Regions from separate parts of the Homo sapiens genome. Here all the other regions are linked to region 1. A link is a contact called in ENCODE Hi-C or POLR2A ChIA-PET data. All regions are on one chromosome and are shown on one strand. The core of a region is the stretch at or near the end of the contact, and the rest is flanking DNA. Distances in the headings are between cores, read along the strand shown. Region 1 holds the start of MAP9 (microtubule associated protein 9). Region 2 holds the start of LRBA (LPS responsive beige-like anchor protein). Region 3 holds the start of FNIP2 (folliculin interacting protein 2). Region 4 holds the start of ETFDH (electron transfer flavoprotein dehydrogenase).

What was found. Hi-C counts contacts between places; a loop is a spot of excess contacts on that map. ChIA-PET counts read pairs that join two places held with the same protein, here RNA polymerase II (POLR2A). Pooled maps may share reads with other maps.
Region 2: a loop to region 1 is called in a map of B cell, with 21 times the contacts of the local background. The contact joins the promoter of LRBA here to the promoter of MAP9 in region 1. A Hi-C loop is called at or near these places in 2 of 168 maps with a recorded cell type or tissue (B cell and naive thymus-derived CD4-positive, alpha-beta T cell) and 8 of 50 pooled maps. POLR2A ChIA-PET finds 5 or more read pairs at or near these places in 1 of 52 experiments (OCI-LY7).
Region 3: a pooled map shows a loop between it and region 1 (21-fold over the local background). The contact joins the promoter of FNIP2 here to the promoter of MAP9 in region 1. A Hi-C loop is called at or near these places in 6 of 50 pooled maps.
Region 4: a loop to region 1 is called in a map of CD8-positive, alpha-beta T cell, with 10 times the contacts of the local background. The contact joins the promoter of ETFDH here to the promoter of MAP9 in region 1. A Hi-C loop is called at or near these places in 3 of 168 maps with a recorded cell type or tissue (CD8-positive, alpha-beta T cell, ascending aorta and naive thymus-derived CD4-positive, alpha-beta T cell), 1 of 37 single-sample maps with no recorded cell type and 11 of 50 pooled maps.

The regions. Positions count from the first base shown.
Region 1 is chr4:155,374,991-155,379,083 of GRCh38, reverse strand. It overlaps MAP9 (microtubule associated protein 9), which reads left to right and starts at 2,119. Exons shown (of 14, transcript NM_001039580.2): 1 at 2,119-2,313; 2 at 3,170-3,308; 3 at 4,063-4,093. The coding sequence starts at 3,234. RefSeq lists an enhancer at 2,237-2,666.
Region 2 is chr4:151,013,092-151,017,184 of GRCh38, reverse strand. It overlaps LRBA (LPS responsive beige-like anchor protein), which reads left to right and starts at 1,901. Exons shown (of 57, transcript NM_001364905.1): 1 at 1,901-1,983; 2 at 2,324-2,758. The coding sequence starts at 2,543. RefSeq lists a silencer at 1,332-1,481 and enhancers at 1,033-1,630, 1,982-2,111, 2,292-2,471.
Region 3 is chr4:158,766,983-158,771,075 of GRCh38, reverse strand. FNIP2 (folliculin interacting protein 2) reads right to left here and starts at 2,050. Exons shown (of 17, transcript NM_020840.3): 1 at 1,757-2,050. The coding sequence starts at 1,863. RefSeq lists an enhancer at 1,405-2,142 and a silencer at 2,100-2,309.
Region 4 is chr4:158,670,507-158,674,599 of GRCh38, reverse strand. ETFDH (electron transfer flavoprotein dehydrogenase) reads right to left here and starts at 2,304. Exons shown (of 13, transcript NM_004453.4): 1 at 2,110-2,304. The coding sequence starts at 2,143. C4orf46 (chromosome 4 open reading frame 46) reads left to right here and starts at 2,713. Exons shown (of 2, transcript NM_001008393.4): 1 at 2,713-2,984. The coding sequence starts at 2,799. RefSeq lists enhancers at 1,956-2,457, 2,059-2,618, 2,461-3,097, 3,098-3,734 and a silencer at 3,039-3,108.

The DNA of each region.
Region 1 (4,093 bases), core at 870-3,369:
AGTAGTGGGCAAAAAAAGTGAGATCCTGTCTCTAAAAATAAAATAAAATTGTAAGCTGGGATTGATGCACTATTACTCTGAAATACGTTGGGTCAAAGAATTTGGATGATCAATGGACAAGTTTTGTGTCCCAGAGGAATGATGAAGTGAGAAAGTTGAAAGTGCTGAAGAAAGAACTCCATAAGCTACATTGTGGGACTTGGGCTAGCTAGGAAAGGGAAGCAGGAAGCAAAGAGAGCAACTGATAAATTGGGGGAAGATGTGAAAAGCTCAAGAGTCTGGACATCTTAGATGAGATACATGCATTAAAAAAAAAAGAAAGAAAGAAAAAGTAAAAAAAAAAAAAAAGAGTCTAGATGTCTTGATGAGTTCCTAAATAGAAATAACAAGAGAAGAATAACTAAAAAAGGAAGCCATGGGCCTTTTGGAGTGGAGTATTACAGTTTAAGACTTCCAGTACGGAGCCCCACAATTAGGGGTATGGACAAGTGAAAGTCTTGGAGTATTGAGCAAAGAATTCTATTGAATGGAACATGGCCACACCATACCTTGGTGTGATCTCAGGTATTGGATAGGTTGGCTGTAGATATTCAGTGAATGTGGGAGAAGGGCCTATATATCTATTGATGACAGAAACTGAGAAATAGAACATAGAATATTGGCTTGTGAGGAGGAAGGGTTTGGAGTAATAGGAGAGCAGTCACTGAGTATGTGAGGACCTAGGAGAACTTAGAAATCTTCCTTCTACAGCAGTCCCTATTTGAAAAGCCCTCAGGGAGATAGTTTATTCAGAAAATAGTTTTGCTTAGCTAAGATAAGAATGCGATTATAGAGGAAAAAGTGAGAGAATGTTTTACAGTGGAAAGGAGGTTCCAGGAGCATGAGGTGAACCTGGAAGGGTTCAACAGTAGTGCCATGAGTTAATAGAAAATAGGGAGCATTTTCTATTCTGGGTATGTGTGTGTAGAGGTGGTGTACATTTTCAGCTTCATAAATGGATACAGATGAGTGGACATATATATATAATATATTATATAATATATATTATATATATAATATATTATATAATATATATAATATAATATATATATACTATTAGTTCTGTCCATCTAGAGAACCCTGATTAATACAGCATTGTATTTTACTAAATTTCTTATTTCTTGTTATGCACATTTAGTTTTTCAATACATTGATTTATTAAATTTCTATCTCAATGTGATTTGTTTATACAAAATTGAATTAGTGAAATATTAACATATTTTAGAGATGTGGAAAAAATACCAGGTATGAGTTTAATTACTAGTCAATGAATTCATTCAGATAATTCAACTAGGATTAAGCTTTTTAAAAATTAAAAATAGTAAAAATTCATATTATTTTAAAGACTTTCAATAAACGTTTTTGGTTTTTATTTGCTTTAAGAATTTCCTATGCGAATTAAATGATGTTGATTTTGTTTACTTTAGTAGCACATGCTCTTTTAGCCTAGTGGATCATTTTGTTTGGTTTGATTGGAATAAGATTACTCACTAAGTATACAAAGAGGGGGAGTTTTACATTCAAGTAAGATGTCAAATGGGCTTTCAGTTGTGTCCACAAGAGCTGAGGTCTCTCCAGGCCCTTTGCGGCTTAGTTGCATGAAGAGCATATCTAATATCGAATACAATTCCAGGCACTCTTCCAAGTGTTCCACTTGTATTATTTCATTCAATTTTACAGCAACCTTTCAGGTGTCTATTATTAGTACACTTTTGTTTTCCCCCAGAAGAAGAAACTGAGTCATAAAGACCTTAACTTGGGACAATCACGTGTGTAGGAAAGGGGTACCAGGATTCAAACCTGCAGTCGGAAACAGGGTTCTGCAAACTCACTACCGTACTATTCTGTCCCATCCACTGACACCGTACTTCGATTCAGAGAACTTCACGTCCTAACTGTGGCAAAACGACGAATGTGCTTTATTTGCAACACGTGCAGATAAGGACCCTTACTCTATTGGCAAGAGTAAGGCTATCTGGGTGGGAGTTGGGCGGGTCCTGTCTCCTAGGCAACAGCACATGCACACAAGCGACCAATAATGAGCCCCTCTCCAAAGACCCAGGAAGGTGATGTCACTTCCTTCGTCTGGGTGGTTGCCCCAGCGACACGTTGGGCCGAAGAGCGGTGTTGGGTACCCGAGAGACCCGGCGGTGGGGAAGTCACTTCCTCCCGAAGACGCTGTTTCCTAGCAACCGCCCTCCGCCTCTGTTATTAGCCCCTCCTCCTCGCTCGGTCCAGGACCGGCTCTGCGGGCGCCGCCAGGCCCAGACCAAGGTGAGCAGCTCCTACCCGATGCTTGGCTCTTGATTCTCAGGGTCGCGGAGAACTGGCCGCGGGCGTCCGGGGCCGGGAACAGAAAGCGGGACCTGGGGGCCATGGGGGATCCGGACAGAGACCGCGCTTGGACGTGCACGGGCCTGGCGTTCGCTGGTGCTCAGCATACGGCGCGGTGAGGAGCGGCGAGCACCCGGACGTCACCTGGCCTGGTAGGGAACGGAACCCGGGGCGCACAACGCTATGGGCGGCCCTGCCAGGCCTCTGCTCCGAGTACGGGAAACCGCGATTTTAATGCGGCTCATCGCGAAAGCTTCGTCGTTTTGTCTGGCTCTCTTTAACACTTTTGTGAGAGGAAAAATTGGCTTGCAATACATCTCGCTGGCTGTTTGCGGGTTAGCATTACGATCTTTTTCTTTGAATAGCGCTGTATGCAAATATATAGATACATTTTTTTTTTGGTGGTGGTGCTCATAATTTTTACGCCGACGATCCTTTTGATGGCCTTTTAAATAAGACGTGACTTATTTTGAAGGCAATGTTATACTTTAGAAGAGAGGTGAAAAATAAGGTGTTCTATTTTAATTGGCAGCATTTTGTCGTATTAACTTGTAATCATTTATTTGCAGACTTTTTAAGTAGTTGCAAAACTATTTTAGGATAACTTCCATTTGAATTTTTTTAAACAAGCTTGTTATGAGAATTTGCTATTTCTTTACAAGAACCTTTTTAAGTGAAGATGTAGCCCAATGTTCATATCAGATGCTTTTCTTTGACCTTTGTGGGGAGAGTAGAATCAAATGTAATAAAATAAATTCTGAAGCATGCGAAGTCTGATTTGTTTTGTATATTTCAGCTACTATCAGAAGTTGAATTCTAATAATTAGCTATTTTATAAAGGTAACGAGAAAAAATACACTATGTCTGATGAAGTTTTTAGCACCACTTTGGCATATACAAAGAGTCCAAAAGTTACCAAAAGAACTACTTTCCAGGTAAAGTATTTTTATTTGGAATCATTTCACAGTGTAAACACTGTATTAGATGGGTTGAAATTGGTGATTCTAGAACAGTCCTATATAAAGCAGGGGTAAATCTTATATTACTTTTGAGGTTTTGCACATGATCATGTTTGGGCTCCATCCAGTATTACAAACTCCCCTATATGGTTTTAAGACTACCAAAGTAGCCTCAATACTAGTTTCCTACTAAGTTAAAAGTTGAATCGCAACCTTAAATTGCCATTTTTATATAAAAACTTTTTTTTCTGTTGTAACATAATGTTTAAGTTTTTTTTTCTGTTGAGTCACTGCAATTTTGAACTCAGCCTCTAAGTTTGCAATATTGATTGCATCCATTTCTGAAATATGCCGAGACAAAAGCTCTTAAAAATACCAATTTCTTTCAAAATACCAGTTTTTAATAAATTATAATCTAAATTGAGCCCCTTCTTATTTGTTACCCTCCAGCTCTAATTATAACCTGCAATTAATTTGTTCCATAATGTGTGTCTCCTCTAGTTAAACTGCGAGCTCCATGAGGAAGGGCTCTTGTCTGTGATGCTCTGCATTGAGTATGAGGCGTAAAGTGGGTACATGGCATAAAGTGAGCTTGCAGGAAATATTTGTTAGATGAATGAAACCTAAGTTTGAAAGCAGTCGTTAATCAAGCATTGTTTGTTTAAAGAATTACTTGTGAATATGATACCTCCATGTTTGGATGGAAATTGATTTCAGTATCTCATTTCAGGATGAGCTAATAAGAGCAATTACAGCTCGCT
Region 2 (4,093 bases), core at 652-3,151, 4.4 Mb after region 1:
TACACCCAGCCCTCCCTTGCTTTTTGCGTCTGTTACCTTTTTCTTCCCAAATTTCCATGTGAGAGTTAAAATTGTCTTTTTTTTTTTTTTTTTTTGAGACAGAATCTCGCTCTTCCTCTGTCACCCAGGCTGGAGTGCAGTGGCAATTCTCCTGCCTCAGCCTCCCGAGTAGCTGGGATTACAGGCGCCTACCACCATGCCTGGCTAATTTTTGTATTTTTAGTAGAGACGGGGGTTTCACCATATTGGTCAGGCTGGTCTTGAACTCCTGACCTCAGGCAATCCATCTGCTTGGGCCTCCCAAAGTGCTGGGATTACAGGCGTGAGCCACCGCGCCCGGCTTCTGTCCACTTCTCAAGGCCATCTCAAATAACTTTTTCTTCAGGAAACTATTTCTCAAACCACTATAATTTTTTCCTAAGTTCTCTAGAATTCTTCCTTTGTTTAATCCCACTTTTTGCTTCACTTTCATTTTAGGAGCTAGGCGTATTTTTAAAAAGGCCCTTTGACCTCAAAGGATACACGTGGGTGAAAAACCACCTTCCTCTAAATTTATTTTTCACTCACTAGGAAGAATGGTTTACTGTTAATAGCGGGTGGAAAGAAGGGACACTGAGTATGAGGACCTATCTGTACTACCTAATATAATTTATCTTTTGATCTACTCTGAGAATGACGCGAGCCTAATCTTCACATTGGAAAATCACGAGAGGAAAAAACCCTTCGGAGGTCTACAGGCACAAGGAACCCTGTCTCCACGCTGTTTATAGCAGCTGTCTCAGGAATCCTCTGCCTAGAATGAATGTGGGAGAGGTTTCGTGGCGCGGCAGCTGCAAAGCAAGGAATCTTTCCCATTCCTCGTCGACTCGGTCCCCTCCCCTCCCCTCCCGAATGGCGGCAGCTGCCGAGGTATCCCAGTGGAAATCTCCAAGTCTCCGCCGAGAGCGGCGGGCGGGCAACAGCTGAAAGCAGCCAGGGGTGGGGACTCCTCGCTCCCATTGGGCAGGGACAGCAGCCTCACTGGCTCCAGCGCCGTCACCTCTCTGGCTCGTAGAGGTGCCTCAGGTGTTCTTCTCCAAGTCCAATGAGACACCTAGGCAACGCAGCGCGTGTTCCCTCCGCGCCAAGAGACCCTACGGTAACTTAACAACAGCAGGAGCGCCAAAATCCCCGCCTCAGGACTTGGCAGAAGCACCTCCCGAGGTCCGAGAGTGGGAGAGGGGAAAGTGTAGGCCCTCGGACGGAAGGGTCTCTCCTCGCCGGGCCGGGTACACACCTGGTGCTACCAGAGCAGCGCGCCTAGTGCAGCCGGAAGCCCCAGCCCAGCACTCCGGCTGGCTCGGGGCCCCCTTGGCTGTCCGCGCGTCGTCACCGCGCCCCCGCCGCGCGGCTGCCTCCGCCTTCGCGCCCTCCCGCCCCGCGCACTCGCGCTCGCGCACGCGCACGCCGCGCCCGGCAGCACTCGGCGCTGTCATGGCGGCCGGGAGCAGCTTCAGTGGGCACACGACAGCCGCGCGACCCGTGGCGGGGCGAGCTGTGGCAGTAGCATCCTCACCACTCGCAGCAGCCTCAGCCGCGGCGCCCGTAGCGCCAGCAGCGGCTGCTTTTGCAAAGGCTGAGCGCAGGGGCGGGGCGGGCCAGGAAGCCATGGAGTTCTGTGCAGCCGCGGACTCCCGGGGAGCGGACTAGGGAAACTTGGAGGCTGCGACCAGGTGCACTGACCTCTCTGTCCTCCCTTCTCTCCCTGCGGTGGCCGCTGGGTTTCTCTGGCCGCTCCCCTCCCTTCCTGCCACCACACACACCTCCCCACCCCTTCCCGTCGAATCTCAGGTGCCTGAGAGAGGTGCTTCACTCCTCCCACTGGGCCGAGCATTTAGAATAATCACCGCCCCCTTCCCCCGCCTTTTCCTGCCCTGGATCTCCGCCGCCACCTCGGTCTCGCTGCTCCTGGGCGGGGGGTGAGGACGAGTCCGGAGTATCTGGGTGAGGAAGAACTTTCTACCTCTGTGATAGCTTGTGGGCCCCCCTTCTTTCCTCCGATCCCTCCTTTCCCCGCGACAGTTTCTCTTTCTAGTGCACCTGTGAGGAGAGGTTACCCTGCGCCTAGAACCTGCACGAGAGTGGGGGAGGAGTGAGCCTGTTCGGGGGCCTCTTGGACCTGCCTTCACCCAGAACCCAGCTTTTTGAGCCCGGGAGAAGCGGGTGGCTAGTAGTGGGGTGCCTTTAGTAACTTACTTGACCGACAATAACTATTTCCCTCTTGTCCCCTCAAAACCCTAAAACAAAACCTAGCCTATTTAACATATATTTAATCTTCCAATAGGGTTTGGCGTTGTTGTCAGCCTCGGGGAGAGAGATTGGACAAATATTCTCCAAGAGGAGGAGGGCGACGCCAAGGACTTTCCACATCAACTGCTTTGGGGTATCTCCACAAGTTGGAAGAGGGACCCTTTCGTTTTGCATTGCGTGTGTTGTGCTCATTACCAGTGCAGCGACTGCCGTCCCAGGGTGACTCTGAGTTGTCCTTTATCGTGAGCTAGCAATGGCTAGCGAAGACAATCGTGTCCCTTCCCCGCCACCAACAGGTGATGACGGGGGAGGTGGAGGGAGAGAAGAAACCCCTACTGAAGGGGGTGCATTGTCTCTGAAACCAGGGCTCCCCATCAGGGGCATCAGAATGAAATTTGCCGTGTTGACCGGTTTGGTTGAAGTTGGAGAAGTATCCAATAGGGATATTGTAGAAACTGTCTTTAACCTGGTAAGTCCATGAATATTTTATAAGCATATACTCTTTTCAGTGGGTTGGGGAACAAGATCTTAAAGCTGGAGCCATGTGGTTTACTCACACTGATGGTGACTTTTTTCGTGTATAGGGACACAAAATTCTACTCACCTAAATGAAACAATTTCATCTGTTTTTTAGATTGAAGGGAATTGTGCAAACTTAGATGATCCAGGTTTTGTGAAAGTGAACACATCACTTTTGTGCTAAGGAAATAATTGTTGCTATGGAAGTATTGGGGGGAGGTTCTAGCGGAGGAGTTATCTCTAATTTTTTTTTTCTTGGCTTGTATGCCTAAGTCTGCGTTTCCCTTTACCACTTTAAATAATTTCTTGTGACCTTTTTTTGGACTTGAGAATTAATGTCTTTGATTCTGTCGAAGTTATGTTTTGCTACAATAAGTTTAAAAATTTGTTTGTAGTGCTGATGCAAGATTAATTTGCTGCAAAGTTAGTATTTTTAATTTTGACTAGTTTTATTTTTAGACATAACTAACAAAAGTTAAATTGGTGATGAATTTAGGATTGCATTTAAAGTAATCTTGTGAAAATTGAATGGCAATATGAAAAAAGGAATTGAAGCAGATACAGTATAATTTTTATGTGTTTTATAAATTCATGTCTAGCAGGAAAGCATAGTTAGTCATTGGAAGTTGCTGATTATACTAAGATGAGCTATGAATGCTTTTTTTCGGGTGGGGGTGGGAGGGGGATGAGGCCTCTCTATGTTGCCCAGGCTGTTCTCAAACTCCTAAGTTCAAGCTATCCTCCTGCTTCAGTCTTATGAGTAGTTGTGGCTATAGGCATGCATCACTGTATAGGGCTTAAATTGTTTTTAAATTGAGGTATAATTCATATATTATACAATTCTACCTTTAATTAATTCATTAACTTATTTATTTAGAGATGAGGTCTCACTCTGTTGCCTAGGCTAGTTTTGAATTCCTGGGTTCAGGCGATTCTCCCCTCTTGTCTCCTAAGTAGCTGGAACTACTGGCATGCGCCATTGTGCCTGGCTTGGTTATCATTTATAATGGAGACTTTTTAGATTTCTTTATTCCAGCCTCTCTTGCCCATCAACTTAAAGAATCAAAAGGAAATCTGGCCCTAAAATACTTCCCCCTTTTCTACCTACCCACCTGTGTTAGAGGATAACAGGACCAAATATAAACATGCAGTTAATTGTAATAACTGTTTAGCACCTTTCCCTTTGCCTCTTTTCAAGGTTAGGCTTGTTTTATTCTGGGGCAGTTAATTATTTCTTTCACTAGACCTTCTCTAATGGTCTGGTCACCTGCAGTACAACTTCTAG
Region 3 (4,093 bases), core at 801-3,300, 3.4 Mb before region 1:
TGAGAAGTCAGAACACTACTGAAAATGTTCCCATGAAGTGGGAATCAATTTCCCTAATATGGCCCAAAACCCTAAATATAGCCATATTTTTTTTGTTCAAATACACTCAGTTAAACTTGTGGATAGCGGAAATGGTGGTAGGCAATTAGGCAAGGAGCACAGAAAACAATGACAAGTAACCGCCACTATCTCCTCCTGCATTCAAATGGCTTTAAATGTCCTTGGCAAGAGCTGTCAAAGTACAGACACCTGTAACATGCTCCTTCCGCTCCAGGCTTTGTACCCCTGATGGAGTCTGGGTTACAGGGAGGGAAGGGACGAAATTACACACCTTAGGTCCGAAGTAATTCTACCATTCTGAGAAGGTACATGGCATCACTAATACTCAGCCTAACAAAAGGCATAGAATTCCCACTCAAATTATAAGGCTTGTTAGCCTAAAGAAAACATGAGAATTTAACTTGGGGAGTTTAAGGTCCTCACAATATGCCTTCCATGAGCGCGCGTGCACACACACACACACGTTTAATTTTCACATGACCACAGTGAGAGACTGTTTTAAATGATGGAATTCAAGAAAAGCAAAATCTAGAACATAAAACTTAATCCAGAATTTATTTCAAAGTTTCACTTGAAACTTTTAAAGGTTTATTATACTGGGTCTAGATCTGTTTAACAGTGAACTGTTTTTGCAAGACATTTTGGCCAAAAAGCACCTAGCATAGTGTCAGAATTGGGAGTTGGTGCTCAATTTTAAAATGTGTTGAAAAATTGTTAAATAAACTTCTCAACATACCTGTGCTCAAAGGCAATATAGGACATTTTAAGGCGTCTTTTAAAAGTTAGCCCTTGAAATCAGAATAGCATAGGGATTTTAAAGACTGGAATCTGTGGTCAAACTGCTTGGGTCAAAACACAGGCTCTACCACTGACAGCTGGATTTTGGGCAAGCCGCCTAAGTTATCTGTGACTTTAAGTTTCCTCACCTGTAAAATGGGAATTATAATAGCACCCACCTCACCGCATTGTCAGAAAAGTAAACGACAGAAATCAACATAAAGCATTTTAGGTAGTAAGCTCTCCATAAATGCTATCAATATTCAAAGGTATGTGTTCGAGAGATCAAATCTATTAAATATACATATCAGCTTTGATCAATTGAAATCTCGGAAATTTCATAATTGCATCTTACTCCCCCTTTCCACACATCATGCGGCATCAACCTTCCACATGATGTGGAAATTACATACTTTCATTCATCCGTTTGAGAGCTTGTCATATATGGCAAGAAAGAAGAAAGATGCCTTTTTCGTGACTGTTGCTCCTTCAGAACTTCAAAACACTGTCACGTACACAATAGGTTGGAGCTGCCCTCAAAATGACAGCTCACAGCTTTGCTGGGCCCGCAGAGGTGCCCAGGCGGCTCTGCCCGGAAGGGGTTCACCCCAATAACCGGAGAATCTCCGGTCGCCACAGCCAAGCACAGCGCACGCCCGGGAACCCCAAGGAACACAAGAGAACTCTGAAATGGGGAAGGACCCTGAGTTGTGGAGAAAGAGCGGGAGGAAGGGTCACGGAGGGTCCGGAGCCACACTCGGATCAGGCGCGTCCACGCTGACAAGCCCGGGACCAGGTGCCGGCGATAGGCAGCGCCGTCCTGGACAGTCCCTTCCCTTTCCCCTACCCGTCCCCTCCCCGGCGAGCACCGAAGCCAACTCGGGTCCCGCGCCAGAATTGCCCCCCGGCGCCCCCTCACCTAAAGGCGGGTCCTTCCTTAGGAGCCCTGCCCTGGGCAGACGCCGCCGCGGAGCTGCCGCTGCTGCCCCTTTTGTTGAAGAGCTTCTGGAGCAGGGTCGGGGCCATGATGCCGCCGCCGCAGCTCCGGCCGTGGCGCTCGGGGGGCCGGCGGCTCAGCGCGCAGCCGGGGGCGGCGGCCGCGGTGGCGGGGCCATCGCGGCGGCGCGGCCGCCCAGCCTTGCGGGAGCGCGGGGCCGCTGCGACTGAGTAACTCTGCTCGGCGCCGGAGCCGCCGGCTGCCGGTCATATGACTGAGCCGGCCCGCCACCGCCTCGCGCGCTGACAGTTATCTCCTGCGGGAGGAGCCCGCAGCCCCACGGCGGCGGCGGCGGCGCGGGAGGAGCGCGGCGGCCCCGGCGGCGGCCATTGGCCCGGCGGCCGCCCGCCCCGGGCTCACGTAACCCCGGCGGGAGGCGGGAGGTGGGAGGTGCGGCCAGGAGCGGGCGGGCGGCCCAGTACTCCGGGCACGCGGGGGACGCGGACGGGGGCAGGCGCGGCACTTAAAGGGGCCCGAGGGGCGAGGGCGGCCGCCGGGGCGCAGCTCCGCGAGTGGCGTGGGGTTCCCACGGAGCCTGGGTTCTTTCGCACAGCGAGCATGCAGCTAGGCCGATCTTTGTTCTTTAGAGACAAAGCCCCTGAACTTGGGTCCTCGCTTTGTTCAGGTACAAGAGCCCGTTCACAGAAGGCGTATGCTAGGGGGGAAGGCTTGGTACGCGCGGTGGCCGCTTCGGTGGGCTGTGATTTGAATCACATAGCACCCAAGGTTTTGTCAGGTTTCCTCCATGTCCAAATTCGATTCCTCCAGGCTTTCACAAAATTTAAACTGTTTATCCAAATCATTTGTTCTGTTTGGCGTCTTGGGCCACCATACCATGGTTATATAAGAAGTTGCATTTGAAATATTAAGTCCCCCCTTTAAAACATACACACACACACACACACACACACACACACACACACACAGAACTCACTACATAGATTTAGAAACTTAAGATATTTTATAGCAAGGGATTGTTTTTCCTAATACATATTTAACAGTCAATCAAGGCATATCAGCAGCAGATATTTGGTTTGAGGAAGGGAGGAGTTCATGTGTTTGAGTCCGCTTTCCTGCCCTGTCCCACCCCAGTCCCCTTTGGAATTTAATCCTTGGTGGTGCAGGGCTCTAAACAGCCAGTGTAGGACACGTTACCAGACTCAAAGCAACTTCTTAATCTATGTTTTAGAGCGTTGGGCTTCACGAATTTTTCCGATGATGGGAAATAGAGATAAAGTTAGTAAGACCCCAACCATGCCTCTTCTAGCTTCTCCATGAGTAGTGAACAGTGACTCACCTGGGCTCTCTTACACTTGTTGAGAGGAGGACTCTTGGAGACTCAAAAAGGAAAATATATTTCCAAAAACATAAGTAATCAAAAGAACCTATTCTGGGCCTATTTTACTTTGCATTTTCTTTTTTTAATTGTGTTAGTTTCTGGACTTGGTTGGGAACTAGCTGTGAATAATGTGCTGAAATTTCACAAAGGTAAGAGAAAGGTGGTAGAAATGGAAACTTAGTCATTTGTTTCCTTCGGACTTTTACTGTTAAAATGGTGGATTAAGTGTTTATCCTGATGAGCAATCATCCTTTTGCACAATTGAGTGTACACAGAACCCTAATTTGCAACTTTGCTATTTCTGTTTGCTGAAGGCCTTTACCTCATAGGGCTGCCAGTGTTGGTCAGGATGCTATATAGAAGGTATTGGCTTTATACGTTGTGACTTTCAGATACAGTCCCAGGTCATACTGTGGCCAGCAACTCACCACCTTTCCTTACTCCATCCTTGGTCAGAAAATGTCCTTTATTCTCCAGACTAAAATCTGCATGTTCCTCATGAGCCTAGCAGCTTTTGTAACTGCATATAGAAGAGGAATTTGACATATTGTGCCTCATTCCTCACTTCCTAGGACTCTTTCAGTTCCAACCCAGTCCAAATAGACAAGATCATCCAAAAGAGGCAATTAAAAAATCATAACCTGCTCTAGCCATCATCTTCAATTTTGGTTTTGACTAGGCAACTATAAAGGAAGAGTGTGTATTTTAAACTATTAAAGCCAGGACTTCAGTTAAAGGAGACAAAAGGAACCAAAATGCTTCCCTTCTCCCCTCTTTCTCCCTGTGCTTCCTCTCAGCATCACATTCTTCCTCATCCTGGTTCTGGCCACACCTCCTCCTTTGGATTTTTAAAGTATACAAAAATCCTAGCCAAAAAAGTTCTGGGAGACAGCTCTAGCCAGCTCTCCCAGTCTTCTTGT
Region 4 (4,093 bases), core at 1,055-3,554, 3.3 Mb before region 1:
GCCAGGCATGGTGGCTCATGCCTATAATCCCAGCACTTTGGGAGGCTGAGGTAGGAGGATCACTTGAGGCCAGGAGTTTGAGACCAGCCTGGCCAACATGGCAAAACCCCGTCTCTACTAAAAATACAAAATTAGGCATGGTGGTGGGCACCTGTGATCCCAGGTACTACGGAAGCTCAGGCACGAGAATCACTTGAACCCGGGAGGCAGAGGTTGCAGTGAGCTGAGATTACATCACTGCCCTCCAGCCTGGTCAACAGAGCAAGACTGTGTCAAAAAAACCCCAAAAAACAAAAAAACTATATTGGCAACACTTTTTAAGCCTTAGATAACTATTCACCTATCCTCAATTTTGGAAAAAAAAAAGTATATTAAATACATAAAGATATTCTAGAACTCAGTTCAAGAGTTCAAATACACTATAACGAATATTTAAAATATTTAGTTTTCAATGCATTGTAGTTTAGTGCATAGAAGTTATTTACTTCTGAAAACTGATGACTGACATATGACAAACTATTTCTACTGCTTGTATAGCTACTGATTTTCTTGAGAATATTTGGAACTGTGTAGTCTGAATTTCTCCAAAGGATTGGAAAAAAAAGTCACAACCTTTACCCCTTTTCTGAAAACACATCTGATATCTCACTTTAGAGATTGGAATATTCAGTCTCCGTGGTTGAGAAGAGAAGTCACAAAGTCCACTGAACTCATAGCATCACCATATCAAAGTCACACTGATGGCACATTGGTGTCTACCTCTTTCATGCCAGCAGGCTACGAAAATGGCAATGAATTGCCATCCAAAGAAAACAGAAATGGTAGTGGAATTTGGTTAGCACTGGGCCCAAGGCTGATTGCATCTAAATTAGGCTCTAAGGCAGATAGCATCTGACTACTTTAACGTTCCAAACACCATCTTATCCATACATTAAGTGCAGCAAAAAATGCATGGGTGACATGAAATTTAAACAAAGTTCTAATTTCTTAATATATGGAAGCCAAATTTAACAAAATTCTACTTTCATGAAATTTCATAAGAATATCCTTGAATTTGGAATATTTAGACTTAATGATTCTATCACCAAAACTTAAGTAAACTAAAGATTTAAAAAAATTAAGCCAGTTATGACAGAATATGAGATCCTTTAGGGAACTTTTCTGTTTGAATTAACGACAACAACAAAAATTTAAGTAAAACTTTAAAAAGACCATCCAACTTCATCTGTCACGATGGTTCACAGAATACCCATAACACGATAAAGCCCTTAGAGTTAATTTAATTTAATTTTTTTTTGAGACGGAGTCTGGCTCTTTCACCTAGGCTGGAGTGCAGTGGTGCGATCTCAGCTCACTGCAACCTCCACCTCCGGGTTCAAGTGATTCTCCTACCTAAGCCTCCTGAGTAGCTGGGATTACAGGAGTGGGCCACAACGCCCAGCTAATTTTTGTATTTTTAGTAGAGATGGGGTTTCACAATGTTGGCCAGGCTGGTCTTGAACTCCTGACCTCAGGTGATCCATCCGCCTCAGCCTCCCAGAGTGCTGGGATTACAGGCTTGAGCCACCACGCCCAGCCCTTAATTTTAGACAACGCAGAAAAACTGGCTCCAGATACACTTGGGTGACTTGGTCAACATATGAATGTTAACCATGATGTGACAGATCAGACTTCAATTTCTTTAGACTGAACTAGAATGGCTCCGAAGACGAAAGTCAGGTCAGGACCAGGGAGAAAAACTGGGCAAATACGATTTTTTTTTTTCCATTTCCAACAGAGGTTTGAAGATTAGAACCAGGATTTGGGAAGCCTCAGTTCAGGAGTCCACCGAGGTGTGTGTGTGTTGACAGGTGGTGGTGATGCCGAGGGCGTGTTGACAAGTTTTCCCCGCCCTTGACCTTTAGCCTAGATATTAATTCTACCAACTGGGGCAACCCCAGAGGGAGGAAGCCAGGGTCCCCCAACAGGCTGACAGCGCGTGACCTTTGCCCTAGATAGCCTGAGAAAGCTGATGAGAGAAGGGGCGAGAGGTGCCTACAGCCCCCAGGACCGGCCTTGTCCCTTTTGCCCTAACTCCTCCACTTATCCCCACCGCCCGTTTCCTCTCACCCAGGCAGGACAGCTTGGCTAGCGGCACCAGCATGTTCAAAGTCACCAGGACTCTCGGTCGGACACAACAGGAGGACTGTCCGCTGCTCGCGGCGGGCGCTGGACCTCTAGGCCGCGGGGGGCGCCATCACCTGCCGGAAAGCAAGAACTCTGCTGCAGTTCGCCTCCCCGCTCTGCCGACCGCTCTTGCTTCACGGCGTTCCCACCTCCTTCTCGCTCTGCGCCGGCGCCATGGATGACGCAACGGCCAGCCGAGGCTTCCGGGTCATGTACCAAACCAGGGAAAGATAAGGGACTCCAAGTCCCAGCCGGGGAGCGGTGAAACAGCCACAGCGCGGCCAGAGGGGTCCGCGAATCCCACAGCACGACGCACGCGCAGTGAAAGGCAGTAGAAGGCGGGGCGACGCACACGGCTTCCTGGGAGGTGTAGTTTTCTCTACGAGTGCCCTTCGAGATCGATTGGAGGCTCGCGCAGGAGCCGTGAGTTGCCTAAGGTGAATTGACTCATATGATTGGCTGTCCCGAAAAATGAAACGTCTTTGTGGTCCGGGGCTGAGACCCACGAGGAGACTGGGCGGGATTTCTGGCGTTAGGAGGCGGGGCCTTTCGGCTTTGGGCGCGAGTGGTTAAAAGACAGTTGGTGTCGGTTCGGCTTCTCGGGTCGGATTCCGCGGTCCCAACCCTTCCCCATGGCCGACCCTGAGGAGTTGCAGGTTTCTTCGCCGCCCCCGCCGCCTCCCTCTTCTCCCTCCTCTTCAGACGCCTCTGCAGCATCTTCCCCGGGCGGCCCAGTGAGTTTGGGCTGGCCAGTTCCGAGCAGGAGCAGCGGCCCAACGGTGGACCAGCTGGAGGAAGTGGAGCTGCAGATCGGAGACGTGAGTGTGGTGTCGGGACCGCGTCCCCCCTCGGCGCCTCTGGGAAGACCGGCGGCGGCGGGGCTCGCGAGGCTAGGGAATCGGTCCCCCAACCCCCATGACCCGGGACGACCGGCCCTTCTGCGCCCCAGAGCGTGCGGGCGGGAAGCGGGGGGGATGCCAGCAGCTAAAGTGCCACCCCTCTCTGAGGGTTCCCCCTTTAGATTTAGTGGTGAGGAGTCTTAAGGGGTTTTCCTTCCACCCGCCCCACCCCTCACTGGTTTCTTTTTGTCTCGCCTTCTGGTTTCAATCATCCGCAGTAACCCGAAGCCACGCAGCTCTGCGCTGCCTGTTGCTGGCTCTCTGCCTCCTCCTTTCCCATCGGAGAATAGTTTTCATTGCATGGGTTTCGGAGAATAGTTTTCACTGCATGAGTTTGCTGGCTTTCTGTGGGTACTTGAGATCAGGCTGTGATTTCTTTCCATGGGACTTAGAGCCTGCTGTTCTAGTTGGCCACCTGCCCAGGGACAGCTGATAATGCCATTGTCTGCCCCAGGCCTGCTTAGCGCTGGACCCAGCTTGAAGGGTTTAGGTCACGTGGATTGGCTTCTTTGACGGTTTAGTTCAGGACTCCTCCCTTTGTATGATTGCTAGAATGCATACTTAGGATAGTTTCTGTTAAATCTCGAATCCCCAGAAACTAGCACCCCACCTCCCAACCGTAACTCACACACCACTGGAGGGGAGAAGACAGGGAAGGGGAGTTTTATGTTCTCTTGAGTGGGTCAAGTGGAATGAGGTATGTAGAGTGTAACCTGGGAGAGTTCTGTGGCCTGACCTTTCCTGCAGATTGGAAACTAGGGGATGAACTAGATTATCTCATTGCTCCGCAAGTATTTTTTTTTAAGGATGACTAGAGTGCTTAACCAGCTTTTATTTTTGCAGAACAAACTGATTGCAAGTAAATATGTAGAATGAAGTGCTAATGTGTTATTGAGGAACACTGTTTTATTTTATATCATTGGTGAAGAAAACGTTTGGCTGAAAAGTGAATTTTCCACCAGGAGCTGAGTGTTTTCTGCATTTGTGTGTGATTTTTTAATGTTATTTGTCAGAGCTCAGAGTTTCTG